2 separate regions of the Homo sapiens genome follow, and region 2 is linked to region 1. Evidence: chromatin contacts called from ENCODE Hi-C data. All regions are on one chromosome and are shown on one strand. The core of a region is the stretch at or near the end of the contact, and the rest is flanking DNA. Distances in the headings are between cores, read along the strand shown.

Region 1 (6,411 bases), core at 3,150-5,649:
TTTCGTTTAAGTCTGCATTAAATCTGTAGATCACTTTCAGTAGTACTCAATCATAACGGTATTAAGTTTTCCAATCCATTAACACAAGACGGCTTTTCAAGCTTTCCCTTTTTTGTGAATTTTTTTTCATATCCTTTGCCTTTTCTAGGCAGTCTTAATATCTTTAATTGTCAATGTTTACCAACTCTTTATATATTAAGGACATTCACCTTTTGTTATATTGTGTCACATATTTTCCCCAGCTAGCTATTCAGCTTTCCATTTTAATTTTTTTTGGGGGTGGGTGGGGGCGGGTCGAATCTCACTCTGTGGCCCGGGCTGGAGTGCAGTGGCATGATCTCGGCTCACTGTGACCTCCACCTCCTGGGTTCAAGTGATTCTCTGCCTCAGCCTCCTGAGTAGCTGGGATTACAGGCACTCGCCACCACATCCAGCTAATTTTTGTATTTTTAGTAGAGACGGGGTTTCACCACGTTGGCCAGGCTGGTCTTGAACTCCTGACCTCAAGTGATCCTCCTGCTTCGACCTCTCAAAGTGCTGGGATTACAGGCATGAGCCATCGTGCCCGGCTTAGCTTTCCATTTTCTTGATGATGTTTTGCTATGAGTTTTATATCAACTTAAAGTTTACAGTAGTCTTTTGAATTTTTTTTAAGGATAATTTTTTAAAACTGCACTCAGCTAGAAAAATAGCTAGCATTTATTGAGTGCTTACTATTCTATAAGCACTATCTTAAATGCTTGACTTGTACTAGTTCTTTTATCCTCACAACTCTGTAAGTGCTATTATTACCATCCCTACTTTGCATACGAAGAAACTAAGGCATAAGCAGGTTAGGTAACTTCCCCAAGGTCACATAGTTAAAGTCAAGCAATCAGATGCCAGAGACCTTGTTCCTTGAGCTCTATGTTCTACTGCCTCCTGTCCTTATTTGTGCCTTTTTCTCTCTATTCATGATCAATCATTTTATATGTTTATCAGGGAAAATGACTAAGAAGCAGGGAGTCTTTTTTTACTATACTTTAAGTTCTGGGGTACATGTGCAGAACGTGCAGGTTTGTTACATAGGTATACACGTGCCATGGTAGTTTGCTGCACCCATCAACCCATCACCTACATTAGGTATTTCTCCTAATACTATCCCTCCCCTGGTCCGCCCAACCCCTGACAGGCCCCAGTGTGTGATGTTCCCCTCCCTGTGTCCATGTATTCTCATTGTTCAGCTCCCACTTATGAGTGAGAACATGTGGTGTTTGGTTTTCTGTTCTTGTGTTAGTTTGCTGAGAATGATGGTTTCCAGCTTTATCCATGTCCCTGCAAAGGACATGAACTCATCCTTTTTATGGTTGCATAGTATTCCATGGTGTATATGTGCCACATTTTCTTTATCCAGTCTATCGTTGATGGGCATTTGGGTTTGTTCCATGTCTTTGCTATTGTGAATAGTGCCGCAATAAACATGTGTGCATGTGTCTTTATAGTAGAATGATTTATAATCCTTGGGGTATATACCCAGTAATGGGATCGCTGGGTCAAATGGTATTTCTCGTTCTAGATCCTTGAGGAATCGCCACACTGTCTTCCACATGGTTGAACTAATTTACACCCCCACCAACAGTGTAAAAGCAGTCCTATTTCTCCATATCCTCTCCAGCATCTGTGGTGTCCTGACTTTAATGATCACCATTCTAACTGGCGTGAGATGGTATCTCATTGTGGTTTTGATTTGCATTTCTCTAATGACCAGTGATGATGAGCTTTTTTTCATATGTTCGTTGGCTGCATAAATGTCTTCTTTTGAGAAGTGTCTGTTCATATCCTTTGCACACTTTTTGATGGGGTTTTTTTCTTGTAAATTTGTTTCAGTTCTTTGTAGATTCTAGATACTAGCCCTTTGTCAAGTGAGTAGGTTGCAAAAATTTTCTCCCATTCTGTAGGTTGCCTGTTCACTGTGATGATAGTTTCTTTTGCTGTGCAGAAGCTCTTTAGTTTAATTAGATCTCATTTATCAATTTTGGCTTTTGTTGCCGTTGCTTTTGGTGTTTTAGTCATGAAGTCTTTGCCCATGCCTATGTCCTGAATGGTATTGCCTAGGTTTTCTTCCAGGGTTTTTATGGTTTTAGGTCTTACATTTAAGTCTTTAATCTATCTTGAATTAATTTTTGTATAAAGTGTAAGGAAGGGGTCCAGTTTCAGTTTTAAGAAGCAGGGAGTCTTTGCAAGCTCAAGGTAGGATCTTTGTCAAACAGGAAATATGGTATTATGCAGCAGTGAAACGAGGTCAGTTCTGAGTCCTCAGTCTAGGTTACAGGAACAAAGTTAAGAGTTTGTTCTTATGAGGAATAGAACTGAGTATGTCTCTAGGTCAAGAAAAACACTGTGGCAAAAATGAGAACATTGAGCAACTAATTCAAAATTTCATATGGAACAGTTTCAATAACCATCGGGTAAATGACTTCTTATGGTGAGTGTGCTCAGAAGTGCTCACTAATACTGGTTGATTGAGAGTGATATTTACAATACCAAACAGTCATGTCATTAATAGTATAACAACTTTTTCTTACCAGGGGCTTTTTTGAGCCAGTAAAGGAGAGGATCTTCCCTAGGATTTTTGTTTGTTTTTAAGACTAGCAATGTGCTAACTGCATCCCTTCTACATCCATGAAAGAGAATGCACCCTAGGCTCTCTAGACCAAACTCAGGCATGCTTTACTTGTGGCGTGCATTCAAAAGGAGGAGAACATGGTGAAAATGTCTTGAACATCATTCTAGTAACCATAGTGATACCAAAGCAAACCTGGATCCTTATCTCATATCTTGTTTATTTTTCAGAAAGAATTTATTTACACATAGACCTTTAATTTTGAAAAAGATGCCCCTCTTTGTTATTTGATTGTGTAAGTGATGTTTTGTTGGCCTTGCTTCACAGCAAGTCTCTGTAATACCTCGGTATGTTGCCAGTGGCTGTCTCTGTCCTCACAAACAAATGTTCCATACTTGTCTGACCTGGGCAGCCAGGCTATGGGGTCCAAGGAAGGATAGAACACCTGGAAAGTGACAGCAATGTTTTTGGGGTCAGAACTCTCAAAGTGGAAAAGTTATTCAAGATCCAGCTGCAGAATGAATGAGCACGTTCTCTGCTTTTAAAAAAAAGTTTTATTTTTTAAAAAGAAGTAATAAAGCTGGGCATGGTGGTGCTCTCCTGTAGTCCCAGTTGCTCAGGAGGCTGAGATGGGAGGATTGCTTAAGCCCAGGAGTTTGAGACTAGCCTAAGCAATACAGTGAGACTCCATCTCTAAAAAAACAAAACAAAACAAAAAACAAAAACAAAAAAAGAAAGAAAGAAAAGAAAAAGGAGTAATAAAGAGAGATATTGGTGCCTCACTGCTCTAAAGGGCTTTGAGGAAACAGTTCTAGGCTCTCCACAGAATTTGGAAATGCATCCTGGGGGGGTGGACTGTGAAAAACATCTGAGACATAAGCTCTATGTGACACTTGGTGGGTACTCATGAACATTCAGGGTTCTTGAGGGCCTGAACTGCTTGTTTTGGTAGCCTTGCATTTTCAGGGCAACAATCCCTGGCATCGAGTGGACCCTCAAGAAATATTTGTTAGCTGCCAGATGCAACTTTCCGCTGTATTGTCAACACTTTTTCAAAACACGTCACTGAGGATTTCAGTAACTTCCCAGCAGCTACAAGGAATCTTGGGAACCTTTTCTCTAGGCAGAGCAGGCTATTTAATACCCCATTTGTAATAGGGTGATTTAAAGATACTTTGAAAGCCAATCTAAGAAAAGACATTTCTCCGATGGTGCCTGAAGTTCGATGCATAGAGGTTTTTCTTTCTGTTACCCTCACTAAGTTCTTTGAAAATGCCTACAGAAGGGGTGTTCATATCAGGCCCTTGTGCTTCACGAGAATAAGTTGATCGGGTAAAAATTTTCTCCATAAGAGAGACCACTATTGGGAGGGGGCAGCTGCCCAGTTAGGAGGGTTAGACTTGTCCTGCACCAATATTGTCAAGCAAGTGGGCTCAAGGGTCCCTCTGGACTCTCCTACTTAACCTTCACTATTGGCTTAAATATAGGAGTGACCATCCCCTCTCCAGAAACTGGCCTCAGTCCTGTAGCTTATTTCTTGGGATCAGTGACCCACCTCCACTTTCCACCACCTCCAGAGGCTCGAGAGAACCTGTCCCTGTCTAAACAGCCATTATTAAATGTGACTGTATTTTTTTCTCTATAGGAATGATGTATTTTCTATTTAAAAAAAAAAAAAAAAAACTCCCACAATCTTTGTGTGACTTGCATTTGAGAGCGGCCAAAGGACCTACTTGCAAAGCAGTGCAGAGGCTGACATTTACTGATAATCTGCCATGCACGAGGCACCCGGCCAGAGGGACGCTTCCTGTTCAAAATGACTGTTAGGCAGATGCTATCATTTCCATGTTACTGAGAACAAAGTTGAATCTCTGAGAGAGAAAAAAAGGAACATTCACAGGGTCACAAAGGTGGGTTGAATTCCAGAGACCCTGTTCTCTCTACAGCAAGGAAAATTACCCATACCCAGGAGAGCAGGGAAATGTCATAAATTCTTTGTATGCCCTCACTGCACTTTGCACAGGGCTTGGAGTCTTTGATGGAGAATGCATGTAACATAACCCACTGAAATTAAGCTTAAACAAAAATGATACTTTGCTGGGAGGGATCCTGGTCACCCCCTAAAATCCGAGGAAAGTTGAACAACCAGGCCTCAGTACCAAGAGTTCTTGGGTTTTATATCTGTCTAATGCTACACCCGCAACTGGACTAAATAACCTGCATCTCTGTCTCTTAGTCAGAGTTCTCAAGAGAGAGACCCTAATTGGCTCCTGGTCAGCCAATGAACTTCCTCCTCCTGAGTCAGGTGTTCACTTCTAGTCCAATCAGCTATGACCAAGAGTCAAGCAAAAGCAAAACTTCCGGGGGCTAATTCTGAAGTCTGCCCAATGGTGTCTACTGTACCCAGATATAATTCAATACATGTTTATTGTCTGGTGTTTTTTGTGTTCATTCGTTGCAACCAAGTTCTTTAAGAACCTTGGATACATCGTCCTTCATTTAATCATCAGGCGGGGGTTGATAGGCCATAGTGATCAAGAAAAATATGTGAAATTTCTATATGCCAGTTATCGCTGTGTTAAAAACCTTCAGAGCAAATTAAGAAAGGAGAAATAAACTATTTGTTCTCAAAAGCTTGGTTTCAAGGGGACCGAGGAAATGGGAAAAGCATCTGTGGACAAGGCTATTGTGCTTGCTGCTGGAAGACTACCAAGGCCAGTTACTAAACGGGTGGGCAGCAACAAGTAGTTGCTTTGTTTTTTTTTCCCCCATAGGAAGTTGTTGTCTCTGTTTTGCAAGTTTGTCAAATTTCTTTTGTTTCTGGGGTCAATAACCTAGATACTTGAGACTCTTTTTTTCCCCTTCCGAGGGTCCTAATTTTGCATTTTACGTAACACCAATCTTGACCAAAAGCTGATTTATTAAGGAGGTTTCTTCTGGGTTAGTTGTTGGTGCTGGAGGCTGCGTGTACATGACTTAGTCTTCTACTGCCACCATGAGGGAGATGCTGGAATTGCAAGGCTCTTTTAGTTATCAAATGTAAATTTTCATAAATGAAAGTGAGCACGTTTAAAATTATCTCTATCTATTTATCTATCTATCTGTCTGTCTATCATGTTCATATATATATAAAATGGAACAATCCACCTCCTAAAACATATCCTCTGAAAGGCTTAAAGAGATATATAGTATTGCCAAGTGTGTCTGAGTTAGGTAGGCGAGGGTTTGAGACCTGCCTCTGCCTACCACTACAACCGCCCTTACACTAGACATTTAAGTCTTCTAAGCCACAGGTGTAAAAATGGTCTGATAGTACCCATTTCACAGGGCTTGGTATTGAAAAAATGACATAGCCTGTGTCAGTCTCTAGCATTTGGTAAGTACTCAATAAATGATTACCATTGCTATCACCTGAAATTGACCACGGCTGAAAGTATTAGAAAAGCTTTCTGCAGGGAGAAAGAGGGGTGAGGGTGGAGGGTACCAGTAACCCCGTGAAAACAAACACCAGTGCACAACTGGAGTGGATGCTCAATAAACATATGAAAGGTTCAGGGGAAAGGGGTAAAGTCACCAGGGATGGCTCTAACAGCCAAAAGAGGGATGGAAAACACTCTTTTAAGCTGACCATTTTAGAGTCAAAGAACCAAAAATATAGAATGTTCGTGTGGTAAGGATTCTAGATATGTACTCCAGCTTTTTTTTTTTTTCAAGTGGGGCAACCGAGTGATTGAATCACTCTTCAAGTTAAAATGTTAATCAGCAGTAAAGTGGGACTAGAACCCAAGACTTTTGTTTTCTTTTCTTTT
Region 2 (6,463 bases), core at 188-2,687, 1.1 Mb before region 1:
TGCGTGACCTTAGAATTTTTCATGACCTTGCACTACCAAAGGGAAATTTAAGTCCTTTCTTGTTGTTGTTTTTGAGATGAAGTCTCGCTTTGTCACCCAGGCTGGAGTGCAGTGGCACGATCTCGGCTCACTGCAACCTCCTCCTCCTGGGTTCAAGTGATTCTCCTGCCTCAGCCTCCCTAGTAGCTGGGATTACAGGCACCGGCCACCATGCCCAGCTAATTTTTGTATTTTTAGTAGAGATGGTGTTTCAGCATGTTGGTCAGGGTGGTCCCGAACTCCTGACCTCAAGCAGTCCACCCACCTCAGCCTCCCAAAGTGCTGGGATTTACAGGCGTGAGCCACTGTCCCTGGCTGGGAAATTTAAGCCCTTTTTACCCTCAGAGGACAGATCTTTGCAACCCTCTCATTCCTGAGAGGTAAGGAATCATATTCTGAGTTAGAGCCTATGGTGGTTGTATCCCTGGACTCTCAGGTTCCTTTGTGGCTATTGGGTTACACACTCCAGGGGGTGGAGTTATTAAGAAGACCCTGAGATCTCTGTGGCTGCATTTTAAAGATCTCATTTGTAAGGGAAATGATGATTCTGCCAATTTCTCTCCCCTTGTGCACCTTTTCTTTTGAAGTTAAAGTTAATATCCCTTTGGACTTGTACCTCTCTGCTTCTTAGTTCTATAAATCTCTTCCTAGTTTATTTTCTGAAAGAGTGAAGTAGAAATAATTTCCAGAAAATAACTTGTCAACATAAAGTCATGAGGGAGGCTGGTGATATGAGAAATAGAAGGAACTGTCAGAGCTCTGCAGTCATGGTCTTCTGCAGACCAATAATAAGGCAGTATCATGTTCCGTCCTTTCTCCCTCAGAACAGACAGATGCCAGTTAGTTCCCAGGTCTGAATTGTGCTCTCTTCCAATCGCTAAACTACTAAAACCCAAAGTTTTAGTCTTTAGAAATTCAGTTGAGTTGTCAGTTTATAAGAACCTGCTATGTGATGGATACGCTATTTTAAGGATATGAAGATTAGTAGGAATTGTGTGGTTATATATTATTTAACTCTGGATGCAGGAATCGTCTGATTGGTTTGGGTTCCCAAAGATGAGAGAAATAGCCTTGATTTTAGACAGCATGCAGACAGGGATACTGGGAGCATCTTTGGGGATTCCTTCTTCTATAGTCACTGGGGTTATACCCAGTGACTCACCTTGATTTCTCCCAGCCATAAAATCAGACTGGTAATTTCATCTGGTTTGCTCTCTACTTCACAAGAGGTAGTAGAAGACTATATCTAAAGAATAGAGCACTTTAATTCCCCAGAACTCCAACAAGCCCAGCACCCCCAGATTATATGTTGCTAACAGCAACAGGGCAACTTGAGAAGTTATCCCACATCCCAGGCCCATTCCTGTAGTTCGTCCACCAAGGTCAGTTGGAGAAACTTCCATCCAGAACTGAACTCTAAGGCACTCGGATCCCTCTGCTGGCTGATAGCAGAAGCACCACTTAGCTTTTTCTTTTCTTTTTGTTTTCAAATGAATTCAGGTATTCTAATTAGCATTTTCTTTCTCTCTCCCACACTCCCTCTTTCTGTGTTTCTCTTTCTGGCTGACTGTAATCCTTAATACACTTCTCTTGGTGTCTTTAATTCCTACATTGAGCTTGAGTTCATAGCCCATTCCTGGTAGAAGACCACTGTCTGATGGGTGCTGGCTAAATGAATGCCTCAATACAGGGTTACAGGGGCTGCCATAGAAATAGGTTCAAGGTATGGAGGGGACATTAGGCCCTGAACTCATGAATGATTCCTGCATCTCATATCAGTGATGGTCATAATAATGGCAAGTAGTTATGCAGACTTGGAACCAAGCACTTTGTTAAACACTTTACAGCCATTATGTCATATAGTTCTTTTTCAGCCCTGTAAGGCAGCTTCTCTGTCATTTACTCCACAGATAACAAAGCTCAGGCTGGATTCATGCAGCTTGTTGATGGTGGGGCTCAGGATGTGAGTTCAGGTCTCTCTGGCACCAATGTCATAACTGCAAACTACAATGACTTCAGATACTCCAGGCTTTCCAAGCCCATATCTTGGCAGAAGTTCTTTGACCTTGCTCTCTGCCTAGAAGTCTCTTCCGCCTTTATCTTTTCTCAGGAATTCTGATTTTTCCTTCAAGATTCAGTTCAGGGTCACTTCAAGAGGGCTATACCCCCATCCTTTCCCTGTTTTGGTTGTTTGCTGAGACCTCTGTGAACCAGTGTTTGTCTCTAATGGAGCACTTATTGCACATTTTTGTGTTGATTCCCCTACATGTCTGTCTCCCCAGTAAACTTTGATCTCTTTGAAGGCAGGAAGTGTATCTTACCAGTCTTTGTATCCCTAGTACCTAGTACCTAGCACAGAGCCCAGCTCATAGCAATAAAAATGACAGCAATATTTCACATTTACTACGCACTTACCTTGGGCTGGGCAGAGTGCTAAGCACTTCATTTTTTAGACCCTCTCATTTAACTATCACACAACCCATATAATATATAGAATTATGAAGAAACTGAGGCTGAGAGAATTCTATAACTTGCCCAAGGTCACCCCAGTAAGTGGCAAAACTGGAGCTTGACTCCAGGTCTCCCTGAACTTCTTTACATTTTATTAATTTTCATGCCCTACACTTTTTTACCTGATTAGGTATTTTTTCTCTTCCAATATTGATTGAGACGTATGAGTAGGAATTACATTTTCTTTGCTAAAATTAGTAAGCACCTTGAACAGTACTTGCTGTATGTGCTCCAGTACTTGCTGTATGTGCTTGCTGTATGTGCTCCATTTAGATAAATCAGATATTAAATTTTTCTGAAGAAAAAAGCTTGGGAAACATAATTACATAAGGTAACTAGAAATGATCAAAATCTATTTCTTTACCTAGCAACTTCAGATGAAATTTTGCAGCAGTTTCATGAAATATTTTATGAAATAATTGCTGTATTCGTCTGTCACTGAGAAATACAAGTGTAAGTTAAGCATTTCTGAAGCCTGAAATTCACCGAGTGCAGTTTTAATTACCCAAGAGAAGCAAATCTAAAACTACTTGCTTTTCAGAGCATAATTTAAAAAATGAACAACAGTCTTTGCAATGAGATTTTATGTTAAATTTAGGTCACATGTTAATTTTAACTGTTAGGATATCCTAGAATGTGCATTGTTCTTTACCAACCTAACTGACGAGTCAATTTGCCTGTCTTAAATATGAGGCTTAGTCAGTTGCTCACCTCATATTTTCAAAGTACCAGTGAAATTAGTGGATAGTTTAAGATTAGGTAGGTGCTAAAGAAATACAGTCTATCATTAGCTATATCAATATTTGTAATTCTTATACTTCAATATGATATTTCATGCTATTAAAGCCTGTTTATTACATTTTAATATCGAGAAAAGCCCATATCCTTTAAAGGTTACCTTACTTATAATTAAATCTTGATAATCATTAAGTCATTGGTATCACTAAATTATGTTAGGGTAGCTAACATTTCCATTTTACAAGATGTAACTTTGCCTCACACTGAGTGTAGTAAACATAGAATATTGGGACAGGCCAGGCATGGTGGCTTAACGCCTGTAATTCCAGCACTTTTGGAGGATGAGGTGGGAAGATCATTTGAGGTTAGAAGTTCGAGACCAGCCTGGCCAACATGGTGAAACCCCATCTCTACTAAAAATATAAAAATTAGCTGGGTGTGGTGGTGCATGCCTGTAATACCAGCTACTTGGGAGGCTGAGGCAGGAGAATTGCTTGAACCCGGGAGACGGAAGTTGCAGTGAACCAAGATTGCGCCACTGCATCCCAGCTGGGCGACAGAGCAAGACCCTGTTTCAAAAAAAATCTTCGGGAGGCTGAGGTGGGCGGATCACCTGAGGTCGGGCGTTCCAGACCAGCCTGACCAACATGGAGAAACCCCATCTCTACTGAAAATACAAAATTAGCCAGGCGTGGTGGCACATGCCTGTAATCCCAGCTACTTGGGAGGCTGAGGCAGGAGAATTGCTTGAACCCGGGAGGCGGAGGTTGTGGTGAGCCGAGATGGTACCATTGCATTCCAGCCTGGGCAACAAGAGTGAAACTCTGTCTCAAAAAAAAAAAAAAAAAAGAAAGAAAGAAAAAAAAGAATATTGGGACAGTAAGGGATCTTGGTCCAACTCCATTATTCTACAGATGAATTAAAGGAGGCTCAAAGAAGCTGTCTGCAGCTCCTTGCTTCCTCTACTGTACCAGAAAGCCACGTTGCATTAAAATAACCACGGATCCTAGCCGGCCTGGTGGCTCACGCCTGTAATCTCAACACTTGGGGAGGCTGAGGAGGGAGGAGTGCTTGAGCCCAGGAGTTTGGGCCCAGCCTGCTGTACATAGCGACACCCCTGTCTCTACAACAACAGCAGCAACAAAAAATTATCCGGGCGTGTTGGCGTGCATCTATGGTCCTAGCTACTCTGGAGGATCACCTGAGCCCAGGAATTAGAGGTTGCAATGAGCTGTGATCGTGCCACTGCACTCTAGCCTGGGCGACAGAGTGATACCCCGTCTCAAAAGAAAAGAAAATAGCCATAGTTCCTTGTCCGTCTTAGCTGCATTCGTGTCTCACTGCGGCTTTGCCAATTTTCCTTTCTTTTCTGCAGGTTGCATACCCTGTCCTGAGGGCGCGGCACGGAGTGCATGCGGGCCGCTGCCATGACGACCGCCATCTTGGAGCGCCTGAGCACCCTGTCGGTCAGCGGGCAGCAGCTGCGCCGCCTGCCCAAGATCCTGGAGGATGGGCTTCCCAAGATGCCTTGCACTGTCCCAGAAACGGATGTGCCCCAGCTCTTCCGGGAGCCTTACATCCGCACCGGCTACCGCCCCACGGGGCACGAGTGGCGCTACTACTTCTTCAGCCTCTTTCAGAAACACAACGAGGTGGTCAACGTCTGGACCCATTTACTGGCAGCCCTGGCCGTCCTCTTGCGATTCTGGGCCTTTGCCGAGGCTGAGGCCTTGCCATGGGCGTCTACCCACTCCCTGCCTCTGCTCCTCTTCATCCTGTCGTCAATCACTTACCTCACCTGCAGCCTTCTGGCCCACCTGCTGCAGTCCAAGTCAGAGCTCTCCCACTACACCTTCTACTTTGTGGACTATGTTGGCGTGAGCGTTTACCAATATGGCAGTGCTTTGGCTCATTTCTTCTACAGCTCTGACCAGGCCTGGTATGACCGGTTCTGGCTTTTCTTCTTGCCAGCAGCTGCCTTCTGTGGCTGGTTATCTTGTGCTGGCTGTTGCTATGCCAAATATCGTTACCGGAGGCCTTATCCAGTCATGAGGAAGATCTGTCAAGTGGTGCCAGCAGGTCTGGCTTTTATCCTAGACATCAGCCCTGTGGCACACCGTGTGGCGCTCTGTCACCTGGCTGGCTGCCAGGAGCAAGCAGCCTGGTACCACACCCTCCAGATCCTCTTCTTCCTGGTTAGCGCTTATTTCTTCTCCTGCCCCGTGCCTGAGAAGTACTTCCCGGGTTCCTGTGACATCGTGGGCCATGGGCATCAGATCTTCCATGCATTTCTGTCCATCTGTACGCTCTCCCAGCTGGAGGCCATCCTCCTGGACTACCAGGGGCGGCAGGAGATCTTCCTGCAGCGCCATGGACCCCTATCTGTCCACATGGCCTGCCTCTCCTTCTTCTTCCTGGCTGCCTGCAGTGCTGCCACCGCAGCCCTTCTGAGGCACAAAGTCAAGGCCAGACTGACCAAGAAAGATTCCTGAGGCTGGCAAGTGGGGCAACGTGTGGAGGAAGCCCCTCATAATTTGGAGAAAACTTGATACAATAGAAGCTGACTTTTAAGGCATTGGCTTTTAAATTAATACATATATCCAAGGATATGTTATAGCTGCAGTGTTTGAAAGCCAAAGGATTTAAGAGTTTTGTTGTTGTTAATAAAAGGAATACTCCTTTTCCTTTTGGATCATAGCTTAACAAGGCACAGGAAGGGAAGGGATCTTGACTAAGATTCATGAGACATTGAATTAAGGAGAATCATCTTCATGCCTGAAAATTTAGCAAAATTCCGACTATGGCCTCCAGGGGCAATTCCTAAAAGCTGAATGGATAATAAAATTGGACTGGAAAGTAAGTAGGTGGCTGGTCCTCACCCTGTTGGAATGGCTATCCTACTATGCTGTTCTTTGGTAATGGAATAAATTGACCCAAGGACCGAATTTCATTTGGATTTCAAATTGTCCAGAGTGGAAAAGCCTTCAAGATGACATGATGAATTACTCAGTTCATCTGATTTCTGGTCCCTCCTTTCTCGACAACTATAATACTAACCCTTTTCTCAGGATAACTGTCTACACCTGGCAGTTTTCTCTGACGTGCTGTTCACTCACATCCCTACCTTGCATGGTAATATAAAGGACTAGGAAGCAGTCATACTTCCAGGAAATGC

What was found. Hi-C counts contacts between places; a loop is a spot of excess contacts on that map. Pooled maps may share reads with other maps.
Region 2: a map of IMR-90 shows a loop between it and region 1 (7-fold over the local background). The contact joins two enhancer-like sites. A Hi-C loop is called at or near these places in 5 of 168 maps with a recorded cell type or tissue (HCT116, HepG2, IMR-90 and 2 more) and 13 of 50 pooled maps.

The regions. Positions count from the first base shown.
Region 1 is chr6:53,479,237-53,485,647 of GRCh38, forward strand. All of the region lies in intron 3 of GCLC-AS1 (GCLC antisense RNA 1), which reads left to right. Among named protein-coding and RNA genes, the nearest start is that of GCLC-AS1, 51 kb to the left of the region's middle. Within about 2 kb of position 4,400, at least 6 of the 41 ENCODE cell types and tissues checked have a DNase peak (open chromatin) inside an H3K27ac peak, as active enhancers do.
Region 2 is chr6:52,398,499-52,404,961 of GRCh38, forward strand. PAQR8 (progestin and adipoQ receptor family member 8) reads left to right here. Exons shown (of 2, transcript NM_133367.5): 2 at 4,664-6,463. The coding sequence starts at 4,716. The coding sequence ends at 5,780. Among named protein-coding and RNA genes, the nearest start is that of EFHC1, 19 kb to the right of the region's middle. RefSeq lists an enhancer at 1-50. Within about 2 kb of position 1,438, at least 5 of the 41 ENCODE cell types and tissues checked have a DNase peak (open chromatin) inside an H3K27ac peak, as active enhancers do.